Regions from separate parts of the Homo sapiens genome. Here all the other regions are linked to region 2. Evidence: chromatin loops called from intact Hi-C (ENCODE). Cell type or tissue: PC-3. All regions are shown on one strand.

The links. A loop is a pair of places that touch in the nucleus more often than their neighbours do. Peaks named below come from ENCODE experiments on the same cell type or tissue, not always from the same donor. Only the 100,000 strongest peaks of a DNase experiment are listed, where the experiment ranks them.
Region 1: a loop joins it to region 2, with 6 times the contacts of the local background. A loop is called at or near these places in 21 of 110 quality-filtered maps.
Region 3: it touches region 2 in a loop (16-fold over the local background); 22 of 110 quality-filtered maps call a loop at or near these places.

What each region holds. Positions count from the first base shown.
Region 1 is chr1:221,540,231-221,548,230 of GRCh38, reverse strand. No RefSeq gene overlaps it. Among named protein-coding and RNA genes, the nearest start is that of DUSP10, 200 kb to the left of the region's middle. In PC-3, a CTCF peak has its summit at 4,317 (motif pointing left); a DNase peak (open chromatin) is centred at 4,360.
Region 2 is chr1:222,005,093-222,013,092 of GRCh38, reverse strand. No RefSeq gene overlaps it. Among named protein-coding and RNA genes, the nearest start is that of LINC02257, 31 kb to the right of the region's middle. RefSeq lists an enhancer at 3,563-4,095. In PC-3, CTCF peaks have their summits at 3,564 and 3,770; DNase peaks (open chromatin) are centred at 2,632 and 3,802; H3K4me3 peaks cover 500 bases; H3K27ac peaks cover 1,052 bases.
Region 3 is chr1:221,473,996-221,481,995 of GRCh38, reverse strand. No RefSeq gene overlaps it. Among named protein-coding and RNA genes, the nearest start is that of LINC02817, 140 kb to the right of the region's middle. In PC-3, a CTCF peak has its summit at 3,769 (motif pointing left); a DNase peak (open chromatin) is centred at 3,745; H3K27ac peaks cover 1,432 bases.

The DNA of each region.
Region 1 (8,000 bases), 460 kb after region 2:
TTTGGATTTCACTGATTTTTCCATAAACGTTCTTTTTCTGTTCTGGTATTCAAGCTAGGATGACATGTTGCTTTTAGTCATCCTATCTTTTTCGTCTCCTCCAATCTGTGACAATTTCTCCGTCTTAACCTTGTTTGTTAGGACCTAAACATTTTTGAAGGGTACTGGTCAGGTATTTTGTAGCGTGTCCCTAATTTGGATTTCTCTGATATTTTTCTCATGGTCAGTTTGAGATTATGGGTTTCTAGAAGACCACAGAGGTAAAGTGGTATTCTCGTTACATCCTGTAAAAGGATGCTCGATATCCACATGCCTCATCCCTGATGGTGTTAATCCTTATCATCTGGCCAACCTAGTGTTTTCTAGGTTTCTCCACTGTGAATTTACAGAGCCACCCATGTCCAGTCCCCAGCCCTTTTTATACTCTATTCCCTGGAAGCAAGCCACTAAGCGCAGCCTACACTCAAGTGATGGGGAATTAAGCTCCATCTCTATAAATAACAAAAATTATTTGGAATTCATCTGTATGTGATATTTGTCTCTTTTCCCTATTTATTTATTCAATCATGTATTGATATCAGTAGGACTCGTGATATTTTATTCTCTGGGTTATAATCAAATACTTTGTTGTTTATTTTGCTCCTCAAATTGTTCTAACTTTAGTCTTTAGAATCTCTTTAAATTGGTTCCTGTGTTCCTTTGACATATCCCCATTATTTTGTAGTTTTGAGCACTTCCTTACATTATGACACCTTAATAACAGGCTCCAGATTCATCTTGCCTATTTCCTGCCACAGCCCTAGAATCAGCCATTTTTCCAAGTATCCCTGGTTCCTATTATTGAAGAATAGTATTAGAAGCCAAGATATGGGTTCTGGGTGTGTTCATTGCTACTGGGGTGTTATTGCTTCTAGGTCACTTCCGTGGATAGAGATAGGGGATATATGTATTTATACCGCACATATATACACAAACATATTTTATACATTTTAAATATTTCAAAATTTATGTGTGTGTCGTATATATACATAATCATGAGCTCATATTATTTGACTCTAATTTAGCCTCACAGGATTCACTCTAACCTTCTCTCATTGTTTATTTGTTACTTCTTTCTTTGACAGTGAGAACCTTGACTCCCATTATCTACAATTTATGTATTAATATTTACTTGTTCAGTTTTAACAAATATGTAAAGTGGTTTCAGAATTGCTTCCTTGTTCTCTGATTTCTTTTTAAGTAGTAATCTGTTCTTGTTTCATGGATGCAGTATCCTCTTTTATTTTTTGAGGACATATCATTCTCTAAAGTTTTCTTTCTTTTTTGTTTTTTGGATTTATCTGTGTGTGTGTGTACTTGTATGTGTGTGCATTGTGTAATGTGCATTATATGTGTCTTGGTCTCTGTTTCCATGATAAATAATTTTTCAAATGTCTGTAAACCTTCTTTGTGTATTCATATTTAACAATAGGACCTTAAAGAAAAATAGGAATTTCTGTGGGGGTAGGGGAGATAAGTGGGGATAGAGGAGATATGGTTTGGAGGGATGCACTGTAGATTGATCTTTCACTGGGGAACCTCACCTGTCAGTGTCTAGCAATAATTTCTTTAGGGCCATTCTGTTTTTTCCCTGGATGAGAAGTAAAGGCATAGTGTGAAGAATATTGAGTTGGAGATGTGGGCTGATTTATTTAATGTCTGCTTTCCTTAATAGACTATAATCTCTAATTCAATCAGGATCCTGAAGGCACACTTACACGGTGTATTAGTTTCCTGTGGTGCTGTAACAAATTGCCACACACTTGGTGCTTAAAACAAGAGAAGTTTATTCTTTTACAGTTCTGGAGGCCAGAAATTAAAAAAAAAATCAAGGCATCAGCACAGCCATGCACTCTCTGAAGTCTCTGGGGGAAAATTCTCCTTTGCCTCTTCCAACCTCTAGTGGCTCTCTGTGTTCTTTGGCGTATGGCTGCATAACTACAGTCTCGGCCTCCCTCAGCTTATGGCCTTCCCCCTGTGTCTATGTCTTCTCCACTTCTGTTTCTTATAAGGATATTTGTGATTGGATTTAGGGCCCACATGGATACTCCAGGAGAATCTCATCTCTAGATCACATCTGCAAAAACCTCTTTTCCACACATGTTGAAGTGGTTATGGCATTGACATAAAATAATTATTTATGGCATTAACATAAAAAATTATTTAAAATAATAATTATAAAATAATTATAGGGGGTTTAAGGAGCCCATAGGAACATTGAGGCACCCAGGGAATAGCAACAGTGTGAAGCCATTACCACCCCAGGCTTAAAGGAAGAAGAGTTGGAAACAATATCATGGGGGCTCAATGGGAGAGTTGCCTTGGAGCAGAAGAATCCTAGTAGTAATTACAGATAAATAAAACCTTTGCCAGAATTATAGCATAGAAGTAGAGGGAAAAGTGAGGCAGGACATACCTTGACCTTTCCTTCCCCTACCTGCCCTTCAGTCTCTTGATGGTGTCTCTTGCTGGCCAAACACAAATGGAAACCAGAGGACCTGGGAGCTGGAAGACTCAGTCCATAAGGATGATCTCCAGCAGCACAGAGCAGATAAAAGAAGGTGATGAGAACGGGTCTTAGCAAGGGCGGGGGGATGGAGAATAACTAGTATCTGTCTTCCTGCTTCAGCGCTTTATATTTGATTTCTAGAATGTAAGCACATTAATCCGAAAGTTAAATAAATAAATGAGAGAAAGGTTGAATGAAAAACCTGTAAATAAGATAAATGTCTTCACAGTGAAGAGCTATAGCTGGGATACAACCAAAGCAAATGGAAATACTTTATTAGATTTTGTGCATCTGAACACATTCATCGTTCTCTCATTTATTTTCTATTCTTTTCCCCTTTCTATTTTAAAATAAAACCTGAATATAGAAAACTAAACGATACAAATGTATACCATGGTGAATTATTTTCAGGTCAAGACTCTTGTGACTCCCATCTAGGTCAATACATAGAACTTTTCTGCCCACCTCCTCAAAACACTCTTCTGGGTACTTCATCCCATTATCCAGTCACAGCCCCCTTCATCTTTCCTACATAGCCAGCATCCTTTATAGTCATAACTTCCTTGCATTTCCTTTGGGTTTAATCACTGAGACACTATGGTTTAGATGTACCCACTTTTTAAAAACGTGTTTTGTCTTTTTAATTAATTTTTACAGTTATGATAAGATATAGATAACATAAAATGTACTATTTTAACCATTTGTATGTGTATAGTTTGAAAACATTAAGTATATCACATTGTTGTGCAAACATCACCACCATCCATTTTAATCCTGCAAAACTAAAACTCTGTACCCTTCCAACAATAATTTTCTACTCCTCCCTTCTCTTAACCCCTGGCAGCCACCATTCTACTCTCTAAAAAATGTTTTAATTTTAGGTAAGTTATCTGACAGTATTTATTAATTGTTCTATTTCTTTGCTTTAATTTTCTTCTTTGGAGACCTCTATTTCTTTGTGTTAGGTCTTTTTCTTTTTTTTGATACTTATCAAAAATCTTTTTATAACTTTCTTTAATTTTTTTTTTTTTTTTTTGAGATGGTGTCTCATTCTCTTGCCCAGGCTGGAGTGCAGTGGTGCTGTTTCAGCTCACTGCAACCTCTGCCTCCTAGGTTTGAGTGATTCTCGTGCCTCAGCCTCCCAAGTAGCTGAGAGTACAGACATGTGCCACCATGCCCGGCTAATTTTTCCACTTTTAGTAGAGACGGGGTTTTGTCATGTTGGCCAGACTGGTCTTGAACTCCAGACTTCATGTGGTCCTCCTGCCTCAGCCTCGCCAAGTGCTGGGATTACAGCACTGGCCGTACTTTAATTCTTTTATGTTTTTACAGTTTTTTTCTTTTCATTTTCTATTTCTCTTAAGGCATTATTTGTCATGTTTATTTGCTGTTGCATACTTTATAGTTTTGTTATTTCCTGAAAGTGTTTTTTTCTTTTATTTTGAAGTCTTTCTTATGTCTCCTATTTATGTGTTTTTTCCCTTATGTGTCCTTCGTGTATTGTATAATGTACTTTTAAAAATTCCTTTTAATTGTTTTAAAATAGTATATTAAAACTTTAATCCATTCTTGGAACATGTCTCTGGCATGATTTCATTGTCTGTAGAGGTGTTATTCTGATTCTTACTCTCTTTTTTATTATCTTAATTCTGTGTGATATTTGACTTTTATACTTTTCTGTTGTTTATTTTCCTGCGAAGTTAATTTATTTGCACTTTTAGGCAAATAAATTGGTTTGGTTAGCTTTTATTATTGTTTTTAAGCTTACAGAGCTCCCTCTTCTGTTGCTTCTGTGAAATGTTGGAGCTAGAGGGCTCTGTTTCCCATGTGACTTTCATGGAAACCTTCCCTTTTCTTTGTTGTTTATGCTGGTACATTTTAATTCTGCCCCAAGTAATTTAGGCTCTGCCCCCAGTAAGTCTGGCACCCTGTCATGGAGCGCTGTCCTGGCTGGCTACGATCAAAAGTTCACAGGGACTAGGTTATATGTCTACCCCTTGAGAAATTAGCAGAGATCCCTGCACTTACCTGTTTGTGGAACCGTGAAACCCTGCTAAATTCAAATTGTCTGCATTACTTTCTGGTGAATATCTTTTAGCTATTTAGGGATTCTCCTCCTCCCAGGTCTATCTGAACCTCCACTGCTTCCTTTTTTATTTTTCCTGCACAATGTCAATATCACACCGTCTTCTGGCTGTTGACCATTAATCCCCAACTGCTTGTATTTTGGAATTCATGGGGCTACTTTGACATCTCATTATGTTGTAAATGCTTTCCATGTTTTCGCTGGCTTGCTTGCTATTTGCTTTTTCTATTTTCAGGTGGGAATTCAGGAAGATCCAAAGTCTGTACTACCACCAGTGTCATCACCCTCACAGAATCACATTATCATTTAAAAAAATTAGTTTTCTCCCTCTGTGTAAATATTTTAATTGCAATTCACAGCCCAGTCCTGACATGCATGTTTGATGAGATTTCTTCTGAAGCATAGATGATATACCTGTCTGGTAGATAATGGTGGTTCAGTGGTTTTTCCTACTCCTATTCATCCTTCCTTTATGAGATTTTCCATTCTCAGATGGCTTTTGCTTTGAGTTCATCACAGGCACTTCTAACTCCTATTTTTTCTTTAAGCTCTTCTCCTCTTCCCCCTAGAACTTCTAACTCAACTCCACACCTTCCTGGACCATACTGTAAGCTCTAGTTAGGAACAACTGCTATTCTTCCCTTGTGTGTGACATGTCTATTCCTGTTACTATTTCATAGCAAACACTATCTTCCTCACCCACAAAGTCATGCCATTCAAGACATGCTTAAGGTACACCTTCCCTAACTCGTATGGTAGCCTTTTGCTGACAAATTTTCATTAAGTCAAGAAGTGCCCAGTCAACCAGCTTAACTGTGATTCTTCCCCAGATTTTAATACTTCAAATCTAGAGTGGTTTGCCCAGTATGTATTTAATTTATATGCATTTATTAGACTGTTAGATATTCTCTCCTGTGTTCTATGACTAAGGTCTGATCCTCCAACCTCTGCCGAACTTATCTCAAACACATAACGTTGATTAAAAGGGGAGATTGGGAATATCAAGACATCAGCAAAATTCATTAAGACTATGGGAAAAAAATCAAAGTTTATGTGATATCTCCCAATTCACTTGGAATTTCTCAGTTTATTCTCTGGGAATGACCAATCTGATTCACACTCTGGAGGTAGCAAGTTTGGTTTCCAGATTTCTTTCTCTGCTTACGTAAAGAGAATATCCCATTTGCTTCCAAGGTCTGAAGTGGCTTTCAACAAAAGATAGGTATAACAAAAAGCAGTTAAAAGAAAAACAGAAATTAGAAAATTTTTAGGAAAAAATTGTGGTAAACATATCAACTTACTAGATTAATATTGTCAGTACAATTTTTAAAAATTCAACTCAGATTTCTAATGGTCAATGTAAAAAGGAAAAGTATGATTACATAAGCCTAATTTGCTGGTAAAAAAAAAAAAAAACCCACAATTTATTGAAGATAATAATTTTCCTGAGATTGGGAAAGTAGGAAGGCTACAGGAAAGAATGGTAAGTCAGAGGATCTAAGTTTTATTCTTCTCTCCATTACTTACCAGCTATTTGATCGTGGACAATTTACCCAGCCTTAGCCCCCTCACAAATACAATGGAAATAACAACCCAAATTTCTGTGGGTATTTGTAAGGATCAAAGAGAATAACTATGCAAGTTAGTGTTACATGTCTAACTCAAACATTTCTGCAGCACTTCTCTTCTTTCCCACCTCTCAGGTCCTGCAGAACATCCAACCATTCTCCGAGCATGATACTTATCCCTAGATAATTGCAAATGGTGCCTCTTGAATGCTCACACTCCCTGCCAGCAAAGCCGTCTGTAAGTCCCTCACACTCCTGCTAGCAAAGCCGTGTGTAAGTGCACAAGGAAGTGAGACACACACTTCCACTGACAGGTCACCCTGGGTTCTGCCTTGGGGCATTAGGAACATTGCTACTACCACTGTGGCCTTTGCCCCTGACCTCTGTAAGTGGGACCTGCCGTCACAGTTGTCGTAGCCAGGCCCTATGTACTGCTACATAGTCAAAGCCTTAATAGATCCAAGCAGCATCGTGGTTTCTCAAATCCTCCATGCATCAGTGCCAACCAGTGAACACATATCTTTTTCCCTGTACTGTGACCCCGGGTACCAAAAACCACATTGCTTTGGACTCTGTGTCTCACAGATATGAGTAAAAACAATTCATTTGGACCTAGCTACTTGCAGAGCCTGTACCTACCCTAAATTGCCCCCTAGTCAGCCTGGAGGCCGTGAAGTTGAGTCCAAGGAAGAAAAGAGTCATGGAATACCTTCCAGTGTTCAGAATTGTTCTCTCTGGCATCTTACTTTAATGACTGAGGTAGTGTTACCAGGACAGTTTTATAGGCCTCTCTAATTCCTTAGATTAGTTTTTTCCCCGCCAATAGCTTCCTAGGTTCCTCATGCACGTATAGCCTGGAAGAGTCACTTCAAGCCTTCACTACGAGGACTCAGATGTGACTGAATCCGGAGTGAACTTCACATTGCATCAAGCCAGGAGACCTTGTGCCAGATACCCAGAGGAAGAGGGGAGAGAAGACATGGGCAGAGAAGAAATGAAGAAGAAGAGGCAGAATGCTCAGATGTGCTGCCACTGAAAGAAAGGAAAACTTCTTTCTTTCTTTTTTCTTTTTTTTTTTTTTCCTCAGGGAAGGTCTGGCTCTATTGCCCAGGTTGGATTGCAGTAGCATACTCTCAGCTCACTGTAAGCTCCACTTTTCAGGCTCAAGCTACCCTCCCACCTCATCCCACCCATGCACAGCTAACTTTTGTATCTTTTGTAGAGACGGGGTTTTGCCATGTCTTCCAGGCTGCTCTTGAACTCATGAGCTAAAGCAATCTGCCTGCCTAGGCCCCCAAAGTGCTGGGATTACAGGCGTGAGCCACCATGCCCAGTCAGGAAAGGGATGTTTCTTTGAATGTTGAGTGGTAGAAAAATGTATTGTATAATGAATGGGTACCTGGAGTCTGTATGGCTGAGCTTCATTTGGAGCTTTTTAATTTTGTTCAATGCCACAACATTTATACAAACAAGTTCAATTGTTGATGCAAATAAACAGAGGCATTTAAATTCAGATCATTTTTGTTTCAGTAGTGTATTTAGAATAAGTATAGAAGTTAAAAGTATGGGCTTTGGATCAATTAGATATGTGGTTGAACTCTTTCTCAACTACTTGTTAACCTTATGTAGGGCAGTTAAATTCTTTGACACTCATCTCTGTATTGAGAGTAGTAAGAGTTTATTCATCATAGGGAGGTTGTATTAAATAAAACAATATGTGTAAAATTCTTTTTTTTTTTTTTTTTTTTTTTTGAGACGGAGTCTCGCTCTTTCGCCCAGGCTGGAGTGCAGTGGCGCT
Region 2 (8,000 bases):
ACAATATTAGGTTGGTGCAAAAGTAATTGAGGTTTTTGCAATTAAAAGTAATGGCAAAAACCGCAATTACTTTTGCACCAACCTAAATTTAATTGCAAAAACCTCAATTACTTTTGCACCAACCTAAATAGTTTGTTTCATAAGTGTAAATGTTATTGACTCTGTCAGAAAACCTTTTACATTTTGGGGGGAATGGGGAAGTTGCTATATTTGTGTGATGCTGAAATAAACTGTTGGAAATGAAAAAAATAAAATTACACAAATAAGTTGGTTATTTGCCTCTATGTCAGTAAAGTAGTCTGACTGATTTTTTACTTTTTACTTTCAGCAAGAATTAACTTTTGGTTTTGGTATATGAATATCAAGCTTCACTCTCTCCCTTCTACCCTCAACACACAATAAAAATGGCACAATCATTGCCACTCCTTTTATTCCAAGAGTTGTTGTAAAATTTGGCAAAATCATGGAAGTACTTCCAAAAAAATTACTGTAGTCACCTAAGAATCACTTCAATTTCTTTATCTTCTTTATCATCAGCTGGGTTAGAAGCATTAACATTTTCATTAGCATCTATGTTTATCATCATCTTTGTTTATTTAATCTTTGACTTCCTTGCATCTTCACAGCAGAGAAATTCCAAAGCCAGTTTCTTGTATACTTCAGATGTGTTCCTGAAAATCTCTATGAATTAAACCATTTTCCACATTACTTTACAAGATCATGACAGATATCTGTAATTTGTTAAGAGATATCTGTAATGTTAAGTACTCCTTCTTTCTGACATTTAGATTAAAGATCCTCTGATTCTAATCTTATTATCAAGTAATTAATGATCTGTAAACCAATACTTATGTGTGTTGTGCCACTGCTGAAGGAGTGAAGGACACGCTATCCCAAAATATGCTGAATTGGTATATTGATTATTTTGAGTTAAAAACATTGAAGAAATTGTAGTTTCAGAAAGGGCAAGCTGACCTATCTCTTCCAGCAGACAGCAAGTCACAGAGATTCCTCTGGAAGGGGCCCCCTCCCTGTACTAGAGTGACAAAATAGTCCTTATCACAGAGATTGGGAACTGGGGGCTGCAATGAACTATAATAAACATATTTACTAAGGTAGCCCTTATCTTTCACTACTTCTCCACCCCTCATATATCTCCTAGTGAACCCTGAAGAAATTTACTGCCCTTAGCCAGATCCTCTTTGTCCTCTCAAGTTTATTGGTTTTTGTCTAAAAAGCATCTTGCTCTGGCCACTTCTTCGATTTTCACTCTTGTGAAGATCCCCATGTACATGTAAAACTAATAAAGTTTTTACGATTTTTTCTTATTAATCTACCTGATGTCAATTTGGCTCCTAGGTCAAGCCAAAGAGCCCACTAAGAGTTAAAAAGGGTTTGGAAGTGACCTCTGGCTCCCCTACACTGCCAAGCAACAAAATCCTGCAGAAAATCTTTTTGACATTTGAATCGTTACCTTGCAGTACTTTTTCAAAGTTTCCATTTTCAGATTCTGGGCCATCCTAAGATTTGTTGGTTTTAAAATGTGTCTGCAAATTCTTTGGTGTGTCTCCCCTAAAACATGTGGAGTCTAATTCCCTTCCCCTTAAGCATGGGTTCAGCTTTAGTGGCTCACTTCTGATAAATAGAATATACAAGGAGTGATGATGTGTGATTTATGAGACTAGGTCATCAACATCATAAGGCATCCTTCTCGTTCTCTCTCTCTCTCTCTCTGTCTCTCTCTCTCAGTTCACTCACTCTGGGAGACACTGGCTTCCCTGTTGTGAGGACACTCAAGCAGCCCTATTCAGAGGTCCATGTGGTAAGGTACGAAGGCCTCCTGTCAATTCTAGTGAGAAACCTAGGTTTCTTGCTAACAGCTATGTGAGTGAGCCATCTTGGAAGCAGATTCTCCCACCCCAGATGAGCCTTCGGATGACTGGAGTTCTGGCTGACATCTTGACTGCAATCTCATCAGAGACCTCAAGCCAAAATTACCCCACTTCCAAATTCCTGACCCTACAGAAACTGTGTGAGATAATATATGCTTATTGTTTAAGCCACTAAGTTGTTCTTTTGGTGGGGGGGATGGGTGATTTGTTATGCAACAACAGAAAACTAATACAGAAATTATACCTGCCATTATCAAAGAGGCCTCCAGTGAGGGTTGATGGTATCCTTGAATATTTAGGGAAACTAAGCATGTTAAGTGTAAATACAGAAACTGTCTTTGTCAAAACTAAATAAAGCAAGGGAAATGGAACTTGAGTGGCTGAAAATAAAGATTGAATGAAAACTCTCTAATTCCTTGATCAGAAGCCATGCATAATAAATGACCCACCATGTATTTAGGTCAGTGGCTCTTTCTGTCACTAACTATTACACATTTTTCTGCATTTCCCAGAACTGAGTGGGAGATGAGAAGGGAAGGAGGTTTGGAGATCACATTTAGAAGAAGAGTATGTGGGGTGGCTGTGACCACTCCTGCCATGTGGACTATAGTGCTTTTGTGATCCATTAACGTCACAAAATAGAAATGACACTATACACTTAATCACCACCTGTTCCTCATTTATACACTCAGGTCCACTGTGGTTTGAGTACATTGCTTTATTTGATTTACATTAGTTCACAAAGCAACAAACAGGAGAAACCTGTTATGAGGACAGAGGGTTCCTACTAAGCATTTTTTCTCTCCAGTGTCAGAAATGTCCAGTAGTGCAAATGGATCCTGCAGAGTTCAAGGAGAAGAGCTTTTCTTTTGGAAAGTCCTCTTGTGCACTCCATCTCTTTTCATTTGATGGGGCTCTGTGTTCCCCACATGTACTTTTTCAGAGGGGAGGCTGAAGCCCTGGCAAAGATTCAGAAATACTAACCAGCTCCTGTTTGAGTTCATTAGAGCGAAGTCAATTTTTCTTTTTTCATTATTTTCTTTTTCTCTTCTTCTTCCAGTGATGCAACTTGGACCAATTTCCTCAGAGCTAAACCTCTGGGACATATTATATAGATGGAGACATAGCGTTCTGGGTTTTTTTTTTTTTTTTTAATATTTTCAATGTTGAATCATAGACTATTAGAGCTAGAGAATGTCTTTGGAATCTCTTGATCTAGCGGTTTGGAAACTGAGTCACACAGAGCCCTGGGGTTCCTTAGGATTGCTCTGGGTCCAATCCAGTTTTATCTCTTTTCATATACTTGTGTTCTATCCGTATTAAACAAGAAGTTCTGAGGCCTCTGATTTAGTCTACTGCACTCACATTTAAGATGTTTGAACTGAAGTTAAGAGAGAGAAATTGATTTGTGCAGTCATATAATTTGTGATGGTTGGTTTGAGCTGAGCCTCCAGTCTGGAGTTTCAGACTGCCTGGAGGGTGGTCTTCAAACACACCATACCATTTTCCAAATAACAGGATAAATGTTACATATAGGGGTCTCAGCAGTAGAGCTGATTCTGAATGTGAAATGGAAGGACATGGCCCATTTTGGATGGCTTTCATCTCCTTCTTCTCCCCAGTGCATTGACTTACAAAATCGTTGAAAAGATACTTTATCTTGGCTAGATTTTTAGTTACTAGTGCCTTCTGGCATTTTACATATCTAGTCAAATCATTTTTTTTTCAGAAATTATACTGCAGATAGAAAGAACCCCTTTCTTAAAGTCATGGACACATTTAATATTCTAAGAATTTTGAATTATTAAAAATATCATACCCCTAGCTCCCCCAAAAAGCCTATCTTTACCTGGGTTGGATGTGGACAATGTAAAAGTGACACAGTAGGTGGCTCCCGTGAGCAAAAGTGAAACCATTTTAATTCACTATGCTCCTGCAGTTTCTCTAGAATAGATGAGAACACCTGTGGCTTTAGGAACTGGAGATCACTCAGGGGGCCTGCAGGGGCTGCTTATCAAAGGGAAACAGCATAAGGCATTAAATTCCCTCCAGTCCTGTCTATGGGAAACTCATCTGTAGAGGTCCTTTCTTTCTTTCTTTCTTTCTTTTTTTTCTTTTTTGGAGACGAAGTCTCACTCTGTCGCCCAGGCTGGAGTGCAATGGCGCGATCTCGGGTCACTGCAACCTCCCCCTCCCAGGTTCAAGCGATTCTCCTGCCTCAGCCCCCCAAGTAGCTGGGATTACAAGCGCCCGCCACCATACCCAGCTAATTTTTGTATTTTTTAGTAGAGATGGGGTTTCACCATGTTGGCAAGGCTGGTGTGGAACTCCTGACCTCGTGATCTGCCTGCCTCGGCCTCCCAAAGTGCTGGGATTACAGGCCTGAGCTACCGCACCCAGTTTTCTTTTTCTTTTTTTCTTTCTTTCTTTTCTTTTCTTTTCTTTTTTTTTTTTTTTTTTTTTTTTTTTGAGGAGTCCTGCTCTGTTGCCCAGGCTGTAGAGCAGTGGTGCAATCTCAGCTCACTGCAACCTCTGCCTCCCTCCCGGGTTTAAGCCATTCTCGTGCCTCAGCCTCTGAGTAGCTGGGGCTACAGGTGCCCACCACCACGCCTGGCTATTTTTTTGTATTTTTAGTAGAGATGGGGTTTTGCCATGTTGGCCAGACTGGTCTCGAACTCCTGGCTTCGAGTGATCCGCTCGTCTCGGGCTCCCAAAATGCTGGGATTATAGGCATGAGCCACCGCACCCGGCAGAGATTTTCAATGTAAAAACTTTCCACAAAGTTGTAAAGGAATCAATTTAATTACAAAGCAAACAATAAAATTATTTCTAATTTTTCCATGTGAAAAAACATTTCAAACTTTGGTTGTAGCTTGGGTCGTTTATGTTGTGAACTAGCCAGATAAAAGCAAGTGGTGTTTTCTGAATTTTTCTCAGTCCCCCCCCGTCTCTGGTTCCCTATTTCCCTGCCAGCAGATGACAATTCATTTTGATATTTGTAACCAACTGAAAACATTCCTTCTGTGAACCTAAGTTGGATAAATATGTCCACAGTGAAAGTATTTTTCACCTGATGAAAATGAAACCAAATTCCAGATAATATTTTCGTCTTTCTTAGTCTGTGAAAAGACTTTATCATGAAACTCTTGAATTACTTATCAGTATGTAAAATTGAGTCAAACTTATATTTTGACTGAGTACATCCCACAGTTCTTGAAATACTTCAGGATTCTTGTTTACTTGATCGAATTGATCGATGGCTAGCAACAGACCTGTAATCATGTATTTTAATGTGAATAAAGCTAATTAAATGTTTTTAAAAGTGGAATGGTATTTATTTAGAAATTTTATTACTAGGTACTCCAAATAAATTATTACAGATGATTTGCTTAGAAAGAAAAAGGGGCTAATCCCAACACTTTGCAAAGCCAAGGCAGGCAGATTGCTTGAGCCCAGGAGCTTGAGACAAGCCTGGGCAACATGGTGAAATCCTTTCTTTACAAAAAATACAAAAATTAGGTGGGCATGGTGGTATGCGCCTGTAGTCCCAGCAACTTAGGAGGGTGAGGTGAGAGGATCAGTTGAGCCTGGGAAACGGAGGCTGCACTGAGCTGAGATCATGCCACTACACTCTAGCCTGAGCAACAGAGTGAGACCCCGTCTAAAAAAAAAAAAAAAAGAAAATGAAAAGGAATGGAAAACAGCAGATTTTACAAAATATTATGCAACTAAGAAAATATTTATAGTTGCTACTATTTATTGAATACTTGTCATGTATTAGATTCTGTATTAACAATACCTAACATGTTAGTGATATGTTGCATATAATATATAGGATATTATTTAATTTTCCCAGTAGCTCTGTGAGGTAGATATTATTAGTGCCATTTTGTGCACGAGGAAACTGAGACTCACAGATGTGGGTCTCCTGAGGTCACACTGTGGAAAGGTACCCAACTCATCTTCAAACCTATATTTTTATCCATACTACTGTATTGCTTCTCTACTGCATGCATGTTGAGTATAATGTACCAGTAATCAAACTTCCTCATTTATTTTTAAAATCACTATCAGATGCATTTGAAATCCATGCAGTTCATGAAATAGGAAGTCTCCCTCTTTTAGTAAAAGAAAAGGGAGCATTTCTTGTTAGGATGGCAGTAAGACATCTGTACCTGATTAACTTCATTCTACTTTTCCACTGAAGCAGCCATGATAACTCAGATGCCAAGTGACAACAGCCAGAAATTAAAGCTATCAGTCAATTATTTGCTAATTTCTGGAAAGAATAACACATTAAGAAATACTCAATGGCAAAACAGGTCCTCAACTCAACTCAAATTACTCAAGGATGAGCAAACAGAAAGATAACAACATGAAACCAATAAAAATAGTCTGGTATTTCAACTGTCTATATTGTCCAAGAGAAATGCCAAGCAGACAACCTACAGAATGGGAGAAAATATTTGCAAACTATGCATATGACAAAGGTCTAATCACCAGAATCTATAAGGAACTTAAATAAATCAACAAAAATTATTTAAAAATGGCAGAAGATATGAACAGACACTTCTCAAAAGAAGACATATACACAGCCAACAAGCATATGAAAAAATGCTCAACATCAATACTCATTAGAGAAATTCAAATCAAAACAGTAAGATACTATCTCACACCAGTCAGAATGGCTATGATTAAAAAGTTAAAAAAAAACAAACAAACAACTGGCTGGGCACAGTGGCTCACCCCTCTAATCCCAGCATTTTGGGAGGCCAAGGCAGGAGGATTACTTGAGCCCAGAAGTTTGAGACCAGCCTGGGCAACACAGGGACTACATCGCTAGAAAAAAATTAAAAAATATTAGCTGGGTGTGGTGGTATGTGCCTATTGTCCTAGCTACTTGGGAGGCCGAGAGAGGAAGATTGCTGGAGCCCAAGAGGTTGAGGCTGCAATGAGCCATGATCAGGCCACTGCATGGCAGTCTGGGGGACAAAGTGAGACCCTGACTCAGAAAAACAAAATAAAACAAAACAAAACAAAAGCAGATGTTTGAAAAGTTGTGGAGAAAAGGGAACACATACACATCCTTCTGGGAATGTAAATTAGTTCAGCCACTGTGGAAATCAGTTTGTAGATTTCTCAAAGAACTCAAGACAGAACTACCATTTGACCCAGCAGTGTCATTCCAGATATATACCCAAAGGAATATAAATTGTTCTACTATAAAGACCCATGCATGCATATGTTCTTTGTAGCACAATTCACAACAGCAAAGACATGGAATCAACCTAGATACTCGTCAATGGTGGACTGGATAAAGAAAAGGTAGTACATATATACCATGGAATACTACACAGCCATAAACAACAACAAAATTATGTCCTTTGCAACAACATGGAAGAAGCTAGAGGCCATGATCTAAGTGAATTAACACAGGAACAGAAAACCAAATACTGCATGTTCTCACTTATAAGTGGGAGCTAAACATTGAGTACACATGGACATGAAGATGGCAACAATAGACACTGTAGCCTACTTGAAGGTGGAGGGTAGGTGGAACGTAAGGATTGAAAAACTGCCTATTGGCTCAATACCTGGGTGACAAAATCATTTGTACATCAAAGCCCAGCGACATGCAAATTACTCATGTAACAAACCTGCATAGGTACTCCCTGAATCTAAAATAAAAGTTAGAAGAAAAAAAAAAAAAACTAAAATAACATTTTCAGAAAAAAATAAAACAAATGAAGAAAAATAAACTAGATGATGTTCTCTGTGTATTTCTCAATAAATATGAGGAAGCACGGACTTATGGGACAAGAGTGGAGAGATGAGATAATAGTGGCTCTCTGGAATGCCAGTAGATATTTAAAAGGATTTTATGGGCACAATAAGAGAATTCTGGTAACTTATAAACAGAATTAAACAGAATTAAAATGTACCTTGAAGGTAATAAATAGGAGAACAGACACTACAGAAAACCAAGTCAATGACGTAGAAGGCAAACTACATCTTTCTATGAATGGTAAGGTAATAGGTTTAAAAACAGAGAGAGAAATTTGATACAGAGAACAGAAACCAATTTTAAACAGGCAATATTCAGAAGAA
Region 3 (8,000 bases), 530 kb after region 2:
TTATTAAGAAAATCCAAGCAAGAAAAAATATATTTACTATTCATTAAGTGGAAGTGGATCATCATAAAGGGCTTCATCCTCTTTGCCTTCACATTGAGTAGGCTGAGGAGGAAGAGGAAGAGGAAGGGTTGATCTTATTATCTCAGGAATGACAGAAGCAGAAGAAAATCCACATGTACGTGGACCCGCACACTTTAAACTTGTGTTTTTTAAGTATCAACTGTAGTCCTCACTATTATTTGCAATTTTTAAAATGTTTTCTGTTTCTTTGTGTTCTTTGCCTTTGAACACAGAAAGGTGTTCAAAGAATTAGTTCCTCTCTGGGCTCCAGCTTAGAAACTGTACTTTCAAATATCAGCTCTGGAACTTGTGGGCTGGATGGTTTGGGGAAATTGATGTAACCTCCTCCTCACTCCTTGTGCTCCTTGTTCCTGTAAAAAGGGAATAATGCTATTCCAAATGTTTTGGGAAGACCAAAGGCACTAATACGCATAAAGTACTTCCACTGTGTCTGACTTCTCTTGGCAGGTCACTCACCTCACTGTCCCTCAGTTATCTCCCTTCTAACAAGTGGATAATGGTGTGCTTACTTCACTTAGGTGTGTAAGGAGTTTAACTGACTTAGCATGTGTAGTAGACCTAGAAGAGTCCTGGGACATAGGAAGTGCTCAGTAAATGGTGGTTATTTATTACAGTAAGTGCTCAGTAAATAAGAGCTAGTACTGAAAAGGAAGATGATGATGATGATGGAGAAGAGAATGGGTGAATTCTCTGGTGCCTCTTGTAAAGAGAGCTGTTCTGGAATGTGACAAAGGTTTGAAACTGAGCAGTATATGTTCTTCCTGTGGAGCTCTTTGCTGAAAAGTCCCACAATGTGAATATTGAGAGGCTGACCACCAGGAGCGCGGGTGAGGTGGTGAGTTCAGTAATTCAATTTAGAGAAAACATCACTCTTCAAATACTTCCTCCAAATCTATTATTCCTCTAGTCCCTGCTTCAAAGTTGCAATGAAGTCATTCTTGACTTTCTTGGCTTTCACCCTTATCATTTCATATTCAATTTGTCACTAGGCTATATAATTCTACCTCAGAAGTTTCCCGAAATTTACTCTCTCCTCTTTTATTTTGCTTGAATATGCTCAGGGTCTCTAACAGCTCCCTTTCAGCCACACCAGCTCTTTACAAAGATCTGTCCCTCTCAGTTGATTGTACAGACCCTGCCCTGTCATCTGGCATGTCCCCTCCATGTCATCTTGCCCCCATGGCAGAATCTCTGCCATGTTCTATGCCCACATGCTGGGCCCTGTTCTGTGCCCGCCTCCGCATCCCATGTCCTTGCAACAGCAAATTATTTTTTGCTTCCCCAGTGATACAGTTTGGATGTTTGTCCCCTCTAAATTTCATATTCAAATGTAATTTCCAGTGTTGGAGGCAGGCCCTGGTGGGAGGTCTTTGAATCTTGGGGGCAGATCCCTTATGAATGCTGAGGGTCGACCCGTTGGTGATGAGTGGGCTCTTGCTCTGAGTTCACATGAGGTCTGGTTGTTTAAAATTGTGTAGCACCTTTCCTGTCTCTCTCTTGCTCCCACTCTCACCATGTGACACTCCTATTCCCCTTCACCTTCTGCCATAATTGGAAGCTCCCTGAGGCCCTCACCCTATGCAAATGTTGGTGCTTTGCTTCTTGCATACCCTGCAGAGCCATGAGCAAATTAGACCTCTTTTATTTATAAATTTCCCAGTTTCAGATATTTCTTTATGGCAGTGCAAACACACTAACACCTTGAGGTTATGACAGGCTGGATGAAGACACTGGTTCTTCTTGGCCTGTCCCCAAAGCCACAAGCCAGTTTTACCCACTTCTAAATCCAAGGTTTCCTATTAGGAATTCAGCTTCTGCCAAAGCTGTGGGCCCACGCCTGCGTGCCTCTGTTGCTGTTTCATCTTTTATCTTTCCAAATTACTGTAACTGTTTCCTCACTAGTTTCCAGGGCCTCAGTTTCTCCCCATTCCAAGCGTTATCTACTCTGCTTCCAAAGTGAATGTCCTGTTTTAAAACCTCCAGCATCCACTGACTTCTCACTTTCTGGTGAGTTATCTGCTGATCCCGCCACTGCATACAAGAGCCGTCTCAGTCTCTTCTGACCCCCCGACACACTAACTTTCTTGCCATTTCTGGAGTATGCTCATCGCTTTAGGCCACCCACCTTAGCACACACTGTTTGATCTTTTCTGAAAATCTTTCTTCTACTTGACTTCCTTGCAGGTTAGTGGATTTCCCATTAGCTCAAATGTCTCCTCATTTTAAAGCCTTTCCTGACTCTTCCAGAAAGAATAAGGCTTTTGCTCTTCTATGTCCTCATAACTTTCTGTTAATTTTGCCTTTCAATATTTATTTCATTATACAATTATTTTAATTTTTGCACTATTTCATTCAAAAATACGTATTGAGTGTTTACCGAGAGCCTGGCACTCTTCTGAGCTAAAGGGACAGAGTGAAAAACACAACAAACTGTCCATGCCCTCAGAGAGCTCACATTCTCGGAGAGACAGACAGTAAATATGTGACAAACAAGTAAACAAGGCATGTAAAAATTGTGATAAACACTCAGGAGAAGATAAACAAGATTAGGTATTAGTAATTAGGGAAGGGCATCTATATTGATAGATGCAGGCTGTGAGGGTAAATTTTATGTGTCAACTTGACTGGATCACAAGGTGCCTGGATATTTGGTTAAACATGACTCTGAGTGTGTCTATAAGGGTGTATATGGATGAAATTAACATTTGAATCAGTAGACTGTGTAAAGCCTCATCCGATACATAGAAGGCATAAATAGAACTAAAAGGCTGAGTAAGGGAGAATTCTCTCTCTCGACTGCCTGTCTTCAGCTGGGAAGTCAGTCTTTAATGTCTTCTGACTGGGGCTCTGAGTTGAATTACACCATCAGCTCTCCTGGGTTTCCAGCTTGCCAGTTGCAGCTCTTGGAACTTCTTGGTCTCCATAATCACAAGATAACATACCTATAGCTATATCTTTATCAATATCTTCTATTGATTGTTTCTCTGGAGAACCCTGACTAACATACAGACTTAAGGAAAGTCACTCTGAGAATATGGCATTCATGCTGAGCTCTGGAGAATGAGAAAAACAAAGCAAATAAGCCCTAATATGAACCAGAAAAAAAATTCTAGTAAAATGAAATATGAGAGCAAAAGCCTGAGGCTGAAAAGAGCCAGAGAGAAGGCAGTTAGCATGAGATTAGATTGGAGAGGGAAGCAGAAATCAGGTCATCTGGGTCTGATTGGTAAGGAAGGAGCTTCAATTCTTTCTCCAAAAGCATTGAAAAAGCAGAATAACTGTCCTTCAATAAATATTTGTGTGACAAACGAGTTAATGGATATATAGTTATTTTCCAAATGGTGAAAGCAATTTGAAAACTCTAAAAAGGATGGCACTATTTTTGTCCCTATTCCTTGATAATTTTCATTTAAAGGGCCCTGGCAGTAGGGTAAAAGGGAAGGATGCTGATAAAAGTTGGCTCTGTCGTATCAGAACAGCAGAGGATGATGGATGTGCACCCTCCATACGAATGAGTTTCCTGACATTTTTGCCGTTTGGGGTTTTTATCTGTTGTTGCAGAATATGTGTGCACTAATGCAGACTACATCTACCAAATATCATGAGCAATGAATCATCCGCTCAGCAAGGAACGAGTAAACTTCACCTCCTCCCAGGAAGCTGGCTGCAGCTTTGCACAAGAGCACCCTCTTCTGTGCAGTTGCAGCCCCAGCCTTCAGAGAGCAGGAGCGATGGCCTTGTGCAGTCCCACTGTGATCCCCATTCTAAGGGAAGCACAGCTATGCAATAAAAAGAAGTCCTTATTAGTTTCCTTCTTTGCCTCCACCCTTCAGAGGATCACGTAACACCAAATTCCTTTGGAATTATCTAGGAAGGTGGAAAAGACTAGGGAGTAGAGTTCGAGACACTTTACTGAAAGGGAAAGGAAATAGCTTTCCACCCAGTAAAATTCTACTTCATTACCTAACATTACAGGGATTTTCCAGGATGCTCAGGTAGACCAGCTCTAGAAACTAGGGAAACAACGTGATGTCCAGAGTCCACCGGGCAGAGAGATGCACAGAGATTTAAAAAGAGGGACATTGTATAAGCTCAGCACATGTAGCAGTTTGTGTTTTGCTTTGTGTGTAATAACTTTAAGTCAAGGGAATTGGGGCTCTAGTATAATTCTATACTGCTTTAAGTACAGTTCTTTAAAGCAGAATCCCTTGTACAACGGAAAACTAACTACAATTGGGGACCTGGCACATGGAGTTCACCTAAATATTTATTAAACAAATAAAAATATTGGCTTCCCATGTCTTTCAGGGGAGGGAAATATTGAGCCTTGTCAGCCATTCATATCTTATTTTACTGGTTATTTCAAGTAACTATGGCCACAATAACATTGCATATAAAACAGCCACAAAATCTCGGGAGCATACAAAAATGCATTTACGCAGCTTGCAAGTGTGCTGGTTGGCTCTGCAGTACTGTTGGTCTCAGCTGGGCTCATTCATGCATCTGCAGCAGGCTGGGGTCAACTGGGGGGCTGCTGATTTGGGGTGGCCTCAGCTCTGGTGGTACAGCTCCACTCCCCATGACTTTTATCCTCCTCCTGGGATGAACTGTCCGTTCTGGGCATATTTTTATCCATAGCAATGCCAGAAGTTCAAGAGTGTAAGTTGAAGCATGAAGATACTTTTCAAGGCTGCTGCATCATGGACGCTAATATCCCACTGACTGAAACAATTCACATAGCCAAGCTCACCATGAATGGAACAGGAAATTCTGTTCTTCCAATGCAGTTATGGGAAGGGAGTGAATATTTCTGAACATGAACTTGATCTTTCACTCAGACTTTTCTTGTAAACCGAGTAGAGGCAGGACAAGTTAGCATGTGCTGTGAAAAGACCCCAGGACACAGAGTCCTGGGCCCGGCCAATTGAATCAATGCCTATTAGTCCTAAAAAGGACCATATGAGGTTGGTAAAATTCACCTCATTTTGTAGAGGCAGAGGCTTAGGCTGGGAACAGACACAGAAAATCACTTAAGACCATTGAATCAGGAAGTTGTAGACTCAAACTTGAACCCAGAGCTATCCTGTCCCCAATCCTATGCTCCTCTCCACCGTATCTCAGGAGCTTCCCCCACCAAGTTGCCCTGACTGGTCTCAATTTTGCTCTTTAGATCAACATAGAAGAAATTTAGCCTCTTTTCTAGAAGTCTGTCTTTCATGGTTTTGGAATCAATTCCCCTGTTTTCTTGACAAAAATCAAGCATACCCGCCTTCCTGCCCTTCTTTCCAGCTCTGTTTCCCCAGAACACTTACTGTCCTGAGTGTCTGAAGATTGTAAGGATGAGGGTGATCATTGGCCCTGGATTAAAATATTCAGGGAAAACTTTACTGAAGGAGCAAATTTTAGAATGAAGACAGGTGACAAGTGACAAAATACACACACACACACACACGAGAAGTAATTAAGGCATTTGACTTGTGCTAAAAAACAAGATGAAGACTTGGGGAAAGATGAGCAGATCTGGTTGGTGAATATCAAGTTGTGTTTTTAGACACACTGGTCATAACATGCCAGGATATTCAGCTGAAAGAGGCACATTTTAAGAAAGAAATAGAAAACAGAAATATTTAGAGCTGACCAATTAGAATGATGAGAAAACCCAAAACAATACAACTTGAAGAATATTTGAACATGCTCAGGGTCTTCAGCTGGGGAAAGTGAAGATTTAGGAGCAAGAGCTCTGCTAAAACATGTTAAAAGTTACCACCTTGGAAAATAGACTGGGGTTCTAAAAGGCTAAACTAATACTTCAGGATAGAAATTAAATATTTCCACTCAACTCCATCATTACAGCAGGAAACATCAGAGCTGCCCGACGTGGCTCAGATTTCCTTCGATGACAGTAAATCTGGCTGAAGTTTTATGGAAAGGGTGAACTATCACTTCATAGAGAAGTAGTCAAGCACACTGAAATTGGAGAACAACTTGGACTAGTTGAACTTTAAGATCTTTTCCAAATTTAGAAATTCCATTAAATGGAAGGAAATAGTTTTTATTATTAATAACAAAGTATAATAACAATAAGAGCAATTCCTTAATATTATATTATGCTTTGTAGTTTATATTATGCCATCATATGCTTGAAACAATTGTGAGGCAGGTAGAATAGGTATCTTATTTCCATTGCATTCAAGGAATCAAGGCACAGAGAGTTAAGTGATTTCCCTATGGACACACAGAATGTGGAAGAATTAAGATGAGCACTCAAGCGATGCCTGTATATCATCCTGGCAGTGCCTGTATATCATCCTGTTGCTGCCAAATTTGATCATGAGGAGAAAGTTGATGACCATTCTAGACACTGCTGAAGGAAGGAATAGCTGATTACAGGAAGATCAGCAAAGACTGTGTTAAAAGGGCTCAGGGTCATTTTTCCTTTTATTATCTAGTAGGAATATAACCATGATCCCCAACAAGCCAGGGAACATCCTTGTACAACCACACACTTTACAAGGGCTTTGCTTTGAATCTTCCCTGAGACATCACAGGAAATGGGATTCCTTGTGATACAACTCAGTTCAAGGCAAGTAAATCCATTTGGCAACGTGTTGTTTGACAAATTTTAAAATAGAGGTTTGATTTGCTTTTTATAGTTACCCCTGTTTTCACCATTGAGGACAGTAACTCCTCAAACTTTTGGGCATATAATATGTGTGTTTATATATATATATGTATAATTTGGATATATATATGTATAATTTGGATATATATGTGTATATATGTATGTGTATGTATATATGTATATATGTGTATGTATATATGTATATATGTGTATGTATATATGTATATATGTGTATGTATATATGTGTATGTATATGTGTATGTATACATACGTGTGTATATATGTGTATGTATACATGTGTATGTATACATACGTGTGTATATATATACATATATACATATATATCCAAATTATACATATATATATCCAAATTATACATATATATATATAAACACACATATTATATGCCCAAAAGTTTGAGGAGTTACTGTCCTCAATGGTGAAAACAGGGGTAACTATAAAAAGCAAATCAAACCTCTATTTTAAAATTTGTCAAACAACACGTTGCCAAATGGATTTACTTGCCTTGAACTGAGTTGTATCACAAGGAAGCCCATTTCCTGTGATGTCTCAGGGAAGATTCAAAGCAAAACCCTTGTAAAGTGTGTGGTTGTACAAGGATGTTCACTGGCTTGTTGGGGATCATGGTTATATTCCTACTAGATAATAAAAGGAAAAATGACTCTGGTCCTTTTCACAGTCTTTGCTGATCTTCCTGAAATCGGCTATTCCTTCCTTCAGCAGTGTCTAGAATGGTCATCAACTTTCTCCTCATGATCATATTTGGCAGCAACAGGATGATATACAGGCACCGCTTGGGTGCTCATCTTAATTCTTCCACTTACTTTGTGTCCATGGGGAAATCACTTAACTCTCTGTGCCTTGATTCCTTGAATGCAATGGAAATAAGATACCTATTCTACCTGCCTCACACAATTGTTTCAAGCATATGATGGCAAAATATAAACTACAAAGCATAATATAATATTAAGGAATTGCTGTTATTATTATTATATTTTGTTATTAATAATAAAAACTATTTCCTTCCATTTAATGGAATTTCTAAATTTGGAAAAGATCTTAAAGTTCAACTAGTCCAAGTTGTCCTCCAATTTCAGTCTGCTTGACTACTTCTCTATGAAGTGATAGTTCACCCTTTCCATAAAACTTCAGCCAGATTTACTGCCATCGAAGGAAATCTGAACCACGTCGGGCAGCTCTGATGTTTCCTGCTGTAATGATGGAGTTGAGTGGAAATATTTTATATATATATATATATATATATATATATATATAT